2 separate regions of the Mus musculus genome follow, and region 1 is linked to region 2. A link is a loop called in an ENCODE intact Hi-C map of the cell type or tissue named here. Cell type or tissue: left cerebral cortex. All regions are shown on one strand. Links, peaks and the distances in the headings refer to the core of each region. The heading gives the core; the rest is flanking DNA.

Region 1 (7,507 bases), core at 1,201-6,200, 360 kb after region 2:
AGGAGGAGGTCATTTGGGGTCCATTTCCTATTCCCACCCCCTCTCTCTCTTTCTTCCTGTTCTCCCTACTCTCTCCCTCCCTGACTTGCCTCCTCTCTGTCTTCTCTCTTCCTCAGCTTCTCTCCTCTCTCTCCTCTGAGGCCTTTCCCTTACCAACTCCTGTCCACCCCTCCCCTCTCCCCTTCTCCTCTCTGTCCTCTCCTGATGGCCTGCTCTTTTCTTCCCCTCTCCCTCTTCTCTCTTCCTCCCTCCCTGGCTTATGATGAAAGGCCTCCTCAGCCTCCATACTGATGAATTATGCAAACCCTTCCAGCGGGTGTGCCTGGCATCCAATTAAGCCCTTGGCCAGGTTGATAACACAGACAGATTAAAATGTAATTCATTGGGCTTGACATTTAGGCCCCAGTGGGAGCAGCAGGGGAGAGAAACAACACCCTCAGGTGCTTTGTTTGCATTTTGAGATGGGGGCTCTCGGCTACCTGTGCTTGCTTAGCTAAAGCTGGCTTGGAGTAGCTTTCACACAGTGTTTGTGGTGGGTCAGGGGATTGGGGGAAGGCCCACGATGGGCTTTCAGCTGAAGCAGGCTTTTTTTTTTCTTGTTCCCTCCAGACTTTTAATTTGGAAATAATTTGAGATTTACACAAGAGTAGCAATCCTAGCACAGCAAGTCCCCATAACCTTCCCTGAGCTTTTGCTGATGCTCACGTCTTATGTAACTACGGAACAGCGATCAAAGCAAAGAAATTAACATGGGCACAATCCCATTAACTAAGCTACTGATGTGTTTTGGATTTCACCCAGTTTCTCACTAAGATCTTTTTTTTCCTCCGGCTCTAGGATCCAGGCCAGGACCTCACATTCCACAGCGGCCTTTTGTGATCTTGATTCCCCAGGGAGAACAGTTCCTCCCCAGTCCCCAAGCCAGTGGCTCTCATACATCATAATTGTACCAGCGATTTTGCTTAAAGGGCACATCCTTCAGTAGACATTCCGATTCGGGAAGTCTCTGCTACAGGCTTGGCATCCTTACCCTTAACAAGCAGCCCACAGAGAGATGCCGACCCTGCCCTACCCCCAAGCACAGTCATCTTGTCTCAGGGTTCTTCCATTTCTTTGCCAATTCACTTGTCACCAGCACCATGTGGTGTCTCTCATCTTTTGGCTTAGCCTTAGGATAAAGCTGTGTTCTCTCCAGCCATCACCCCTAGCCAGATCTGTAGGGAAGGGGCTCAGATTGCATGCATTTCTCCCCTTTCCACCACTGAGGTGGTTAACAGTTGGCCTGAGCAAAATCCCCATGCAAGTTCTCCTTCGAGAGGCCAGCGACTGGGACCTCTGTGCCTGGGCAGAAATCTTGATGTTGTCCTTTAATCCATAGAACAACCCTGCAAGGAGATCAGGGTTCTTTTCATTTTATAGAGCAGAACTAGGAAAGAAAATGTAAGAGGCATGTTTAAATTTGGACTTCAGGTGATATGGTACTGGAATATATTTTAATATTTTTACTCACACTGGAAGGTCAAATGTAGCCAAAGCTCCTATTTTTATCTTCAGTCTCAATTAAGCAATGGCCTGTGGCTGGAGAGACTGTAGACTCAGATATGGGCATGCCACTAAAGGAGGTAGCAAGAGGTACCCCAGTGCTTAACTGCCCAGTGCCTATCTTACCTGGGAGGCCACAAGAAACAGGAGGATCATGTGTAGTTGTCCCTTACCGTGTCTCCAGGGTAGGGACAATAGGGCAGCAGGGACTTAATAAATAATTGCTGCATGAATAAGTGGTCACACGCGTGAGTGCTTATACAAGCAAATGTATGAATAGAATGGTTATGAGCATGAATGTATATATGAGTGTATAAAGAATCACATGCATGTATGTAATGTATGAATGGCCACAGGCATTATACACATACCATGAACGTGTACAAATGAATGGCCACGGACATGAGTGTGTAAGCGAGTAACTAGTATATGTGTATGTGTGTGTGTGTGTGTGTGTATGTGTGTGTGTGTGTGTATAATTAGTATATCAATGGGTGACTACAGATATGAGTGTGCGAGTGAGTGTATAAAAGAGGGCTCCATGCATAAATGTATAGACGAACAGTTAATAAGTAAATGCTATGCACATGCTCAGAAGGACTGGCTTCTGCACTGATGGTGGTTAAACAGTTAGGCTGGTTAGGAGCTGGAGGTCTCCTGTCTCCAGAGACTGCACCCCATGAGCATGGGCTATGAGCCAGTTCCTCATCTTCATGCTTAGCACCTCTGCTTCCTCTGCTGTGAAACTGTGTCTCCCCCGTAGCTAAGTTTCTCTGGTTTATGATCTTGCTTCCTTAACCCCACCCTCTTGAATAGGTTAAAAATAGAGCTGAATGAGGCTCGCTGCTGGCTCCTAGATATTTCTTCCCACTCTGCTATTTCTTCTCTCCTTTCTTCCTCCCATCTCTCCTATCCCATGACAGTGTTCTGAGCACCCCTTTTGTGCTTGGCCTTTCAGTTTTGTTTATTTCATTTTGCTTTTTGTTGTCGTTGTTGTTTTCCTTGAACGCCCCCTTCCACACTGTCAGATGGAACCAGAAGCCTGGAGGGACTGGTATACTGCGGTTCCTCGCAGACAAGGGAGGACGTTGGGAGCGCCTTGTATCTTTTAAAATAGACCTGTTGTCGTCGTTGTAGTCGTTGTTGGAATGTATTTTTAGCCCTGTGAGAGATTGGCATGCTCTCTCTACCACCATCTGCCAAAGGCAGTTGCTAAGCAACTGACACTGACGACAGCAAGGGGAGGATCTGGGGACTCTAGTGGCTCAGTCCTGCTGCACTGTTTAGTTCTTATGTGACAACAGTCGGGCCCAAGAGAATAAACACTCCTAACCTGGGAGAGTACAATTCAATTCAGTTCAAAGTTCCTGAGCTGAGCCCAGAGGGGACTGCCCAGGCAACAAGGACAGTGGGAACCAATGTCTTTTTGTTGTCCAGGCAACAAAGACAGTGGGTACTGATGTCTTTTTGGTGGGTAGGGCTTTTATTTAGAAAGGTCAGGTGCTGTTGCACTCACTGAGCAGATATAGCACAGCCACAGCACAGCAGGGATGGGCCTGAGCTGGACATGGGCTATTGGCAAACGGTCAGTCTAGAGCAGGAACCCTGGAATGAAGCAGGAGGCAGATGGCTGGGGTTCCTGGGCTCTCGCCCAACTTGGTTTATATTTCTCTGTCTGAGTTGTCTGCCTTTCTCTGGACTCTAGTTGTCTCCTATCCAAAGTTAGGGTGTCAAACCATGTAGAACACAATCATATAAAGGAAGGCAAAACAATCACAGTACAGGTATCTGTCACTAGGACTTGGCATTGGATCTTCCCTCTGCCTCTTATGGCTTGTGAGTGAGTTCAGGGACGCCTCAGAGACACAGTCTCTTTTGTGAAAGACAGACTTGTTCTTATCGTTCTTTGAGAATTCAGAAAATAGTACTTTGATTTAAGTGTGTACTGCAACACAGAAAATAGGTAGATATCAATAAATGTCAAAGCAGAGAAGGTAAGCTTTCTGTAACCACTTATCCTCTGTCTTATTAACATACTTGAACCTGGGCATGACTCCAGCCTTCCGTGTAACAAAATTCCCACCAAAGACAGCTGAAGAAATGAGAAGGGTACCCCTGCTATCTCATGCACTTTCAGGAAATTGCTTCTCTTAGAGTTTCTTGTAACCCAGGGCATAGCTCTGCCTGGGACACCCATTGACGAAACAAAGTGGAAGGCAGTGCTAGGGACACGGATGAGATGGCAGAGCAAGAAGATGGCAGGAACCTGGGCTGTGCTGGACTTAGTTCAACTCTCTCAACCCATGTAGGATGAAGGGAAAGTGTGTTTTGTGAGGGGTCTGAGCACTGGTGGGTTATCAGGTAGGTACCACAATGGATGGGCAGAGGTGTGTTCTATAGGGAATCTCTGGGAATAGGGAAGCACCTGGCTCTAATTGCTGCCTAAGGGGTGAGAGAGGAAACTGAAGCAATCCTACCCTACCACTCATCAGTTCCTGGGAGTATCTGTACCCTGCAACTTCTAGTCTTCTGTATGCTATGGGCAGAGTGAATGCCAGTAGCCCAAAGTCACACCCTTAGGAATCTCCCAGCCTATAGAGTCCTTCGATTTTTAGTATGGTGACACAGAGCTCATAGAAACAATCAGCTTGCTCAGAAACTAGAAGACATAACAGAATCCATATTTCCTGACCTCCAGGTGATCAGTGCAGCCAACATAGAGGTTAGTGGGTCCACAGGATACCCGTGATGCCTTTCACTTTCCTTGAGAAACCGATAGCTGCTCTCTGTTCTACCCCAGTGCTCTTCCCACTCATCCTGGTACCTGGATGCTCCACTGGTTGTTTGATTTGGTTTAATTTCCAGGCACAGGTTGGTGTGATGATTGGAAGAGGGTTGAACTCAGTCAGGAGGCTTGCCTCCATATTTGCTGTTCTGTTTCATGGGAAAGGGCCTGTAGTTAAAGACTCTTGGTATTCACAGCTTTCAGCTTTGCCTGCTTCCCCCTGTAGGTTGAGACATGTAAGAAAGTGTGAAGGCACTTCAGGTAGGCTCCCCAGTTGCCTGTCATCCTCAGCATGGAATGGAAGTGGAGGGCAGTGGCTCTCATAGGTGAGAGGACAATGTAGCTTTAAAATAAACTCAGTCAAATGAAAACTGCTCTTTCAACTTGGTTAGAATCCAAACATCCCTCTACTTCCTCTCCTAGGAAGACCTGGGATGAGTGCTTCACCTTTCCATGTGCCGTAGGAGAAACTGGAATGGTACAGGCCTACTAACTTGCCCGAGGTCACTTGCTAGCCTGTGCCAGAACAGTAGATAGACTTGACACTGGCTCTGCCTCTCAGCCCTCCCGATGCTTCTCTCAAGGCTAAGATCTGCCCTACTACTCCCAAGCTGGTCCACCTAGTGAGTAGTTTATGTCAACACCCTTGTGAGGCTGATTTGGGGACATTCCTCAGCTCCCACGGCACAGCCCAATCACATCCCATTGCTGGTTTTCCTTCATGAGCCTGTGGTTTCTTTCAAAGGAGCAAAGCCCCACTCTCTTATTTTTGTTCCCGCTAATATAAGCAGCAGACATAAAGGAACTACATTTTCAACCTCAAGTTTTCTTTTCCCTCCCTCTAGGGTCTTGAGCAGATTAAGATGAAACAGACGGGCATTACATGGAAGCTTCTTTCAGCCCCCACCAGCTTTCATTGCTGACCATCCTGTTCCTGACTGTGCTGTGTAGGAGAATCCAGACATTGTGTACAGCTGCATCTCAGCGTGGCCCGTTTTGGCTGGAATTCAAGGAGTAATTACAGCCAAATGAGTATTATTACAACCCACGTCAATCAGCGCAGCCTTCTCCTCGAATGCTCTCATAAAGAAACAGGGACGCTCTCTGAAAGATGCTGTCTGGTTTAAGCCCAGTGTCTTTCTGGGGACCAGGATGTGTGTGCTTTTCCAGAGGGAAACCAGCGCTGATCGTCTGTCACCAAGTCTGAAGAGTATAACCTGTATGATCTGAGACTGTAGGTCCCCAGAGTTAGGCAGACCCCAATTCAGATCCCACATGCTACTTCCTCTCTCTGTGAACCTACACACGGGCTTAACCTCTCCACATCTCCATGTTCTGATGAGTGATGCGAGACTTCAGGGATTCAGCAAGATAGAGTGTTTAAAGTGCCAAAAGAGATCTATGGTGATTTGTTAATGGAACTTCCTTTCCTCCTCATTCAGCAATTAATCACCAGCTCTTTGTCCTCGGCTGGAGGTGTGGCTTTGCATCAGCAGGTGGATGCTAAGCTACACATTTGTCTACATTTTAGGCCTCCTTTGGAACCCAAAAGCAATGTGTGCAGGGAGGTTATCCTGGAGAGACTGGAGTGTGAGGACGAGTCACACTGATTCTGTAGGGGGCTGGGATGTCGTGGGAAAAAGGGCAGGAGCAATGGGAATTGGAAGACACCTCCACACACACAACCATGAAGTTCCACCAACTTTAGAACACTACTTTGGGAGGAATCATGGGTGGTGAGGGAAAGACCTTGTCCCTGTAGAAATTTAGTGGAGAAGAGCTCTTTGCCTAGGTTCCTGGTGGCTTGGTTAGAAAGAACATTGGTATGGTTTGAATCTGCAATGCCCACCATAGGCTCTTGATTTGAACATTTGGTTCCCAGCTGGTGGAGCAAATTTGGAAGGGTATGGGTCTAGCTGGTAGACAGGTTTTCATGGGAAGGTCCCTAGTTCCTGACTTTTTCTGCTTCCTGATCTGCGTGATGCGAATAGCTTCCCATACATGCTCCTATGATGGGGTCCTATTGCTGTGGCCTGAACCACCATGCTAAGCCTTCTCTGTCATAGTGAAATGTCTTGAGACCATGAGCCCAAAGAATTCTTTCACCCTTTACATACACTGTTTCTGCCAGCTATTTTGACCATGCTACCTCAAAAGCAACAAATAAAAATGCTTATAAAAACGTATATGCAAGCAGCCAGGCAACCTTGTGTGTATGCATGGGGCTTAGGCACGGAGCTTAAATCACTCTTGTAAATCTGCTCCATTCAATTTAGTAAAACGTTCTCCTGTCTACTTTGGGTGAGAGATGGCATGGGGAGTTGGGGACCCAGAGAAGACAAAGCTGTCACCCTTCTGCTGGGTGATATGTGAGGTAGTACACTAGTTTAGCTTTCTGTCGCTGTTAGAAGCACCATGGCCAAAGAAAGCAATTTGAGGAGAAAAGGTTTATTTGACTTAGAGTTTCAGGTCACAGCCTGTCACTTAGGAAAGTGTCAGGAGGCCCTCAGCAGGAGCAGAGTCAGGAACAAGTGAGGAACCTGCTTACTGAATTTTTCCCAGGCTTACATTCAGGTGCCTGTTTATTATTTATTTTGTGTTTAGATATTTGTTTACTTTTTTCTATGTATATGGGTGCTTTGCCTGCATGTGTTCCTATGTATCACATATATATCTAGTGCCCTGGGAGGCCAGAGGGTGGCACTGGATCCCCTGGAACTGGAGTTACAGAAGAGCATAAGTAGTCATGTGGATGCTAGGAATCAAATCTGGGTCCTTTGGAAGAACATCCACTGTTCCATCCTTGAGCCATCTCTCTAGCCTCCCTAGCTGCCTTACTTATATATCCGAGGACCACCTGCTCACTCAGAAGTGGGACTACCCACAGTGCACTGGGCCCTCCCATGTCAATCCATCAATAATCAAGAAAAGTCTCACTGGTATGGGACCAATCTGAAGGAGGCACATTTTCAGTTGAGAGTTCTCCATCCCAGATATGTCTAGGACTAGTGGTAGACAAGGAAGGGTCTACTACTGAGTTACATGCTGTCCCTAATTAAATAGATGCTGATTGGGCCTCTGTCCTGATTCCATACACCAAGCTGAGCAGATATCCCCTGAGACTGTACATATGCAAAACACTGACTCTGGCAGACAGAGGGGCTTGCAAGTCCCTGGTGG
Region 2 (7,507 bases), core at 1,350-6,349:
GGAACAACAATATGAACTAACCAGTACCCCCAGAGCTCGTGTCTCTAGCTGCATATGTAGCAGAAGATGGCATAGTCGGCCATCACTGGGAAGAGAGGCCCTTGGTCTTGTGAAGATTATATGCCCCAGTAAAGGGCAATGCCAGGACCAAGAAGCAGGAGTGGGTGGGTAGGAGAACAGGGCAGGGGGAGAGTATAGGGAACTTTCAGGATAGCATTTGAAATTTGAAATGTATATAAAGAAAATATCTAATAAAATAGCTCTGTTGTTGCTGTCAAAAAGATATATATATATTGATTATTCACATAGTTTTATATCTAAAAACATACATGTTACACATAAGCATATATGCAAATATATTGAAATATTCTGCATAACAACAACAAAAGAATCCCAAAGCCTGCAGGAGTGTGGAGTGGCCACTGATGAAGGCACAGCCAAGACAGGGATAGATCAATGTTGAAAAAATAAGCCAGTGCCTGGATTCTATTGTGCCAGCAACCATGTGTGCCACTGGGCTTCCTGGCAGAGTTTCCTGCTCCCCTCGTTTGTTAAATTTAAAGGGACACGCTGTTTGGATGGTAACTTTATGTTTGAACTGGTATTTTAATAGTCGTGGCTGTTGTAACTCCTAACCAACTAGGCTCAAATTACGGCTTCTGTGAAGATCCCTTTCCCATGGCTGTAGCCCACAGCACTCTTCTGGCATCTGAGTGCCCTCTTCTCTAACTGTGGACAGCACTCTGGACTTGGTATCTCCATTCTGTAAAGTTTCTTGCCTGAATGGCTCCTTATTCTCCCCGAGTGCTGGGATGGCACGCCAGTGTTAGGGGCTGGCTATGTGCTGGACTGGAGAGTACAGCAGAACTCAGCTGGTAGTCCTGGAAGAAGTTTGTAGACCTGTGGCTGCCTGGGCTTGAGGGGAGGAGCCCCTTACTGTCTGTACCACCATCCTACTGTCCTGAGGCTGGCTGTGGAGCAGAAACAGAAGGGAAGTGTTGTTTTCTCCCACTGGAGAGAGACTATAACCATTCTTCTTTTTTAAAAATTTTTTTATTTTTTTGGTTTTTCGAGACAGGGTTTCTCTGTATAGCTCTGGCTGTCCTGGAACTCACTTTGTAGACCAGGCTGGCCTCGAACTCAGAAATCCGCCTGCCTCTGCCTCCCGAAGTGCTGGGATTAAAGGCGTTCGCCCCCATGCCTGGCTGACTATAACCATTCTTGCTCTGTGGAAAGGCCGGGATGGGTGGGCCCAGACTTGGTCTCAACCTAGGCTCCCAGTGTAAGCAGTGGTACAGTGTCCTTGCTATGAATGGGGAGGGGATGGCAACATCCTTGTTTTCTCCACAGGGTCGCCGTGTGAAACGACAGGACACACAGCGTAGGACAGCTGGGCTAGCATCTCCCCGGCGGATGGGCATGCGTTTTCCCACCTCTTGAGCTGCTATGGGCATGCAGAGTGAGCAGGACGGCCACAGTGACAGGGGCCAGGGAGGTCAGTCAGGACCCTCCTCAGGAACAGCTGGAACTTCAGGGCTGAATATCAATAGTCAAGCACTGCTCTTATATATTTAGGGTCAGGGGTTGGGAGAAGCTGTGGCTTCTAGAAGTTATCAGCAAGATACCTTTTTTTTTTTTTTTTTTTTTTTTTTTTTTTTTTTTTTTTTTTAATCACACCAATAACAAAGAAACAGCATGGCCATTCTTACTGTTTTAAATAGTATATCCTTTCTGCTTAAATGGCTCTTACTCCTAATGTAGAAATACAAATGGACGGAAGGAATGCAGTGTGGATGAGAATCACTTTGGAGGACCTGAGGGCTCTAGACGACTCCTTGTAGAGACCTGTGCATGACAGCAGGTGGTGAGCAGGAGATGGGGGGATGCAGCTTGGCCACGTTCCCCAGAAGCAGGCTGCCTTAGGCCCTTGCTGGGGTGCAGAGAATGCCCAGGGTGGTATCAGGGTAGTGACGCCCTCGAACTGGAGGCACAAAGTAGATGCCCTTCTATGAAGGATGGGCTAAGACCAAGGGCTGCAGGGTAGATCCTGAGCACGTGTTGCAAGCAGCACTCAGACCTTGTGTCAGGTCAGCCTGTGCGACAGCATGTTGGTTGTTGTACCAGAGTTGTCTCCAGCTGGTGTCTAGAGCTAGAATCCACTAAGGGAGAGAGTTGTAAGTTCCTAGGGCCCAGTGAGGACCTGTCCACTGTGCATATTGGCTCCCACTTGCTGGGCCACAGGCAGCCTCTATGCCGACTTCTGCTCCAAAGTCTCAGAGATGTACTGATACTTGTCTGCATCCCAGGGTGAGCATTGGTAATGGTCAAGCGAAGTCAACTCTGGCCTCATATCTTCCACCCCAACACCATCTGCTCCAGGAGCTTACAAGGTGCCAGACACATTCATTGCTTGAAGGCAGGTAGGCAAACCGCACCTCTCAAGAGCAGAGGTACAAAAGGTAACAGCGGAAAGGAATAGGCATCTTCAGTTGGTGTACTGGCTAGTTTTGTGTCAACTTGACACAGCTGGAGTTATCACAGAGAAAGGAGCTTCAGTTGAAGAAATGCCTCCATGAGATCCAACTGTAAGGCATTTTCTCAATTAGTGATCAAGGGGGAAAGGCCCCTTGTGGGTGGGACCATCTCTGGGCTGGTAGTCTTGGTTTTATAAGAGAGCAGGCTGAGCAAGCCAGAGGAGGCAAGCCAGTAAAGAACATCCCTCCATGGCCTCTGCATCAGCTCCTGCTTTCTGACCTGCTTGAGTTCCAGTCCTGACTTCCTTTGGTGATGAACAGCAACATGGAAGTGTAAGCCAAATAAACCCTTTCCTCCCCAACTGCTTCTTGATCATGGTGTTTGTGCAGGAATAGAAACCCTGACTAAGACAGTTGGTGACCCAGGTTCAAGTACTGGCCCTGAGCCTTTTTGCCAGTGGCCTTGGACAGACCACATGCCCGGCTAGAGCCTCTGCTCTCCTCCTGGCACCCAGTGACAAGGCTATTTGTGCAGATGAGCTGGGCTGAAGATGTGACAAAGCTCTGCAGCATGAAAGAGCCCTGCAAATGCTAGTTATTATGAGCAGAGATGAAGCGCCTCAGACACAAACAACAAGCTGACATAAATAAGCCTGCTTTGTACAAGACTTTCCAGGCAGGCATGATAATCTTGATAACAATAATCATAGTAATTATAATAATAACCCCTTCCATCTGAGTAGCTGCTTTGGATCGTTCAGAGTTTTCCTCCATCTCTAATCTTTGAGGCCAAGTGAAATGGAAGTGCGAACATGGGCGTGTGTCCCCTCCTACCCCCCCAGCTCTCCAGCTGCAGCCAAGGCCATTGGCCCCACCTTGCCCCATGGGCTGCAGTTGTCTCCATCACCACCAGAGGGCAGGAGAGCACAGACCAACAAGAGGAACCCGGTGCCACAGACTGGGCAGGGTAGGGCCCCGCCCAGTGTGCCAGGGTTATTTATTGGACTGCTGGCTTGCAGCTATGGGGCAAAGGGCAGAGACCCCAGATGCTGAGACCCTACCAAGACACTGCGGTTCCAGCAGGCAGAGAGCATTAGGGTGGCATTCTGAAAACTGCCAGCCACACCTGGCTGAGGCCTGTACAGGAGAAAGCAACGACATTTCCTTCACTCCCAAAGTCTTCTGCTCTACACCTGAGCCTTAGAACTCAGCCCGTCAAGGGGAAGCAGTGGCCTGCTCCCTCCCATCCCCAGCAGAGTCTGCTTTTCTGATCCCTGCTCTATTTGTGGCCTTCAGTAGAAGTGGCACCCACCACCATCCATTGTAGACATGATGGCACGTCTTTGGCAATAGCAGTAACTGAGACAGACCCGGTACTTGGTGACTGGGACTACTTAAGATGTACTTTGAGCTTAAGGCTCTGAGCTATACCTATGCCTGCAGCACGCTGTCAGCTCACAGGCTCTCTGGGGTTGCAGGGCTGTGTGTGTCCACCATTTACTGTGGGGGAGAGAAACTTCATGATTCCCTCCAAGACGATGCAGCAAAATGGTGAATTTGGCAATTTACAGCCCAGCCTTCTCTCTCCAGTTAAGACAGTGCCCCTGCCCTACAAGCCTGCTGGTCTTCCATACCCCTGTCCTCCACACAACCCTCTTCTAGATATCAATGGGACCTGGGATCAAGGATGGGACCTGGAAGCTAAGCAGCCTGTGGATGTTCCCCTGGCACATGGGTGGGCCTGGGCTCACACAGGGTGCTGGTCTCCCTCATGAGGCAGTGTGGGGTTCTGTGGTGGAGCAGCTATGGCAAGGGGAAATGCTTCCTGCAGAGTTTCTCAGTGAGCTGCAAATCTGGAGCCCCACTAGCGCCTGTGTGAATCATGTACAAGGGACTTGGTGGAGGCAAGAACAGGTGCAGGGGCGGTGGGGGGGGGGCAGGGGCAGGGGACAGGGGGCAGGATGGGATCATCAAATGCAGGATGGAGGCCCTGGTCACTTTGTTAGCAGCAGTGTAGACGGTGCAACCTTCATGGGCAGTGGTGTGTGTCACCCAGCTTCTACGGGTTCCAAGCACAGTAACTAATGGTATTCGCTCACAGCTCCAGCCATTTACCCTCTGGGGCTCCAGTTCATCTCCTGATGCTCTTCTCTCCTGGGTGGGTGCAGACCCTCTCTGAGCTGTGGAGGCATCAAGCAGGCTCCATTCACTCACAAATCAGCTTTGCTGAACAAGACAAAATTTCCAACTCATGCTGCCCTCCACCCCCACCCTGTGTCCTCTCTTCTGAGCCCAGTGTTTTAAGAAAGGACAAAGGAACTCAAATCGGATGGACAGAATTTCTAAGAAATGAACAAGAGCAGATTCAGATTATCCTCAGAGAGCTTGGTCAAAGAGAGAAAAGTGATAATGGCCAACCTCATAGCCTCAGAATACAGAGCAACAAAGATGAATGGTTTAATTAGGGTTGCCTCGCCAGCAGATATTAGCAACCCAATTAGGGAAGAGAAAAGATGGATTCTGGGACTCCACACACGCGATGGGGCAGGCAGAGGCAGGATGTGAGGCTAATAGTTTGGCAGACTGGTGCCTCTCTCCAGATCATTCACGGGCACCCCTCACAGACCCAGTTTCTGTACCATTCATCAGAGTGGTCAGACACTTCCACGCTGGACCAGTGAGATGGCTCAGTGGGCAAAGCTCTTGCTGCCAAGCTTGACGACTTGAGTTTGATCCTTGGGACCCACTTGGTACAAGTAGAAATCACCTTCCAAATGTTGTCCTCTGACTCCACATGTAACACACACAGACACACACAGACACACTTTCAACAAATAAATAATGAAGCCAGGCATGGTGGCGCACGCCTTTAATCCCAGTGCTTGGGAGGCAGAGGCAGGTGAATTTCTGAGTTTGAGGCCAGCCTGGTCTACAGAGTGAGCTCCAGGACAGCCAGAGCTACACAGAGAAACCCTGTCTCAAAAAACAAAAACAAAAACAACCCCTCCAAAAAAATCCCCAAATAAATAATGAATAAATACATAAACAAACAAACAAATAAATAAATGTAAAAAGAAAAAGAAAAAAGAGGGTTGGGGTAGGAGGACCCAGACCTCTGAGCCAACCTGGACAACTCAGTAAGACCCCATACCAGAGTGAAGGAGTAGGGTGAAGGTGTACCTTAATGGGAGAGCTTTCCCCACCCTGGTTTTTTTTTTTTGTTTTGTTTTTTTTGTTGTTGTTGTTTTGTTTTTGTTATTGTTTTTCAAGACAGAGACAGGGTTTCTCCTTGAACTGGAGTTACAGATGATTGTGAGAGCTGGGAATTGAACTTGGGTCTTCTGAAAGAGCAGTCAGTGCTCTTAACTGCTGAGCTATCTCTCCAACTTCCTAGTTCTAACCTCTAATGCAATTACACATTAAATCTAATGCACACAAGCACAGATGAGGTACGTCTGAAAACTAGTAGACCAGGCTATTCTTTCCCCAACACCTTCATAACTTCTGCCCAAGTCCTGCGTCAGCCGGTGACTAATACTAGTTTTCTTATACACATCTTTGTACTTTATAAATGTCATATTCCTATGGAAAATGGAGAATCTGTATAAAGCAGTCTAAATCAAAGGCGCCCATAAAAATAACCACAGTGACAGCAGAATGCTATTTTATTTTTAATTTAAGCAGGGCCCCATGGTCTGGTGCAGGCTCCCAGCCTGAGGCCCTTCATTCACTCCGTGTCAGGGTCTCTGGGCCTCGGGTGTTATGGGTGCATGAGCGTCTGCCTGAGACTCAACATGAGAGGCTGAAGAAGAGAGGTGTGCTCTCTAATGTAGACCCTGCTATTACACCCTTGTGACTCTGTTCCTCTGGCCCAATCCCATCTCACAGACTGGTGGCATGTGCCTCAAGGGGCTCTGAGTAGATCTTACAGGACCTCCAGTCAGCTGTGGGAAGTATAGCTGCTGAGGCTCCATCTGCCGAGGTGTGGCGGACAGTCTCACGGGTTGAGAGCAAGGCTGTAAGCTACAGCCAGCACTTGGGGAGTCTCAGGCAGGTGCATGTGGTTGCCAGATGTCGATACTGCGAGTTTTCCTTAACCATTTCTACTTTATTCTTTTGAGACAGAGTCTCTCAGCAAGCCAGAAGCTTACTGGTTGAGCGGTTCTCAGGTTCTCAAGATTGTGTGGATGGAGCTGTCTCCCCAGCCTGTGGACTTCATTTCTTTAAAAGGCACCAAATGATGCCACTTCCTCTACTTTATTATCAGAGAAACTGATGTAGGTTGGGTTCCAAGATTTGAATGTCACTTGGCCAGTAGGGAGCCCTACCCTTGGCTCCAGAGCAACACCACAGGCCACATACAGCACCACTTCCCACTGTGGTCTGTCTTGTCTTTCTAGGCCTGGTAAAGGAGGTGTGGCCATGACCCAGGGGAGAGGTGGATGGGAGCCTGCCTCATCCAGTTCCCTCTGGACAGGTCTTTTGCAGGAAAAGCTGGCACCTGGGAGGCTCTCTTGCTGTCACCACTGCTCTCCTCAGCCCTGCCCTAAGAGATCAGAGTTCCTGGAAGGCCTGGGCGGTGCCTACCCTGGAGACCCAGGGTTAGTGTGTTGACTCCAGCAGTGTTTACATGAGGCAGGTGGGGTGGTGACAGGTGTAAAAAACAAGGATGACAAATAGTCCTATCAGCTACAACACAGGTGAGGGAGAGAGGCAGCTGTGGCCGAGTACCAGCTGGGTCAGGCCGAGGTCGCAGCCCATTGCCCTGGGTGAGGTAGGAGGGGGAGGCCATGGAGGTGCCAGGGTTCGATGCCCATTCCCTGGGCTCTTGAGTGGCAAGGAGGAAGGAGGGACAGGCAGCACCCTGCAGTGTCTAGGCCAGCCCAGGGGCAGCTGGATAGAGCTGTTTCATAGTGGGTGCCACTGGCCTGAAAACTTTTTCTGGGGTCCAGAGTAAGAGTGATCGCTTCCTTTCCCACTTGGTCCTTCTCATCCGGCTTCTCCCTGCCACGACACTGGCTGAAGAAGGGCCT

Evidence for each region. A loop is a pair of places that touch in the nucleus more often than their neighbours do. Peaks named below come from ENCODE experiments on the same cell type or tissue, not always from the same donor. Only the 100,000 strongest peaks of a DNase experiment are listed, where the experiment ranks them.
Region 1: it touches region 2 in a loop (3-fold over the local background); 3 of 42 quality-filtered maps call a loop at or near these places.

What each region holds. Positions count from the first base shown.
Region 1 is chr8:93,565,126-93,572,632 of GRCm38, reverse strand. Gm26843 (a long non-coding RNA gene) reads left to right here. Exons shown (of 10, transcript XR_003947433.1): 10 at 5,173-6,648. Among named protein-coding and RNA genes, the nearest start is that of Ces5a, 33 kb to the right of the region's middle. In left cerebral cortex, for the core only: no CTCF peak of the experiment used is centred there; DNase peaks (open chromatin) are centred at 2,716, 3,150, 4,924, 5,332 and 2 more places; H3K27ac peaks cover 2,615 bases.
Region 2 is chr8:93,928,990-93,936,496 of GRCm38, reverse strand. The region is part of intron 3 of Gnao1 (guanine nucleotide binding protein, alpha O); the gene reads right to left. Among named protein-coding and RNA genes, the nearest start is that of Amfr, 80 kb to the left of the region's middle. In left cerebral cortex, for the core only: a CTCF peak has its summit at 3,386 (motif pointing right); DNase peaks (open chromatin) are centred at 4,329, 4,972, 6,052, 6,243 and 2 more places; H3K27ac peaks cover 3,671 bases.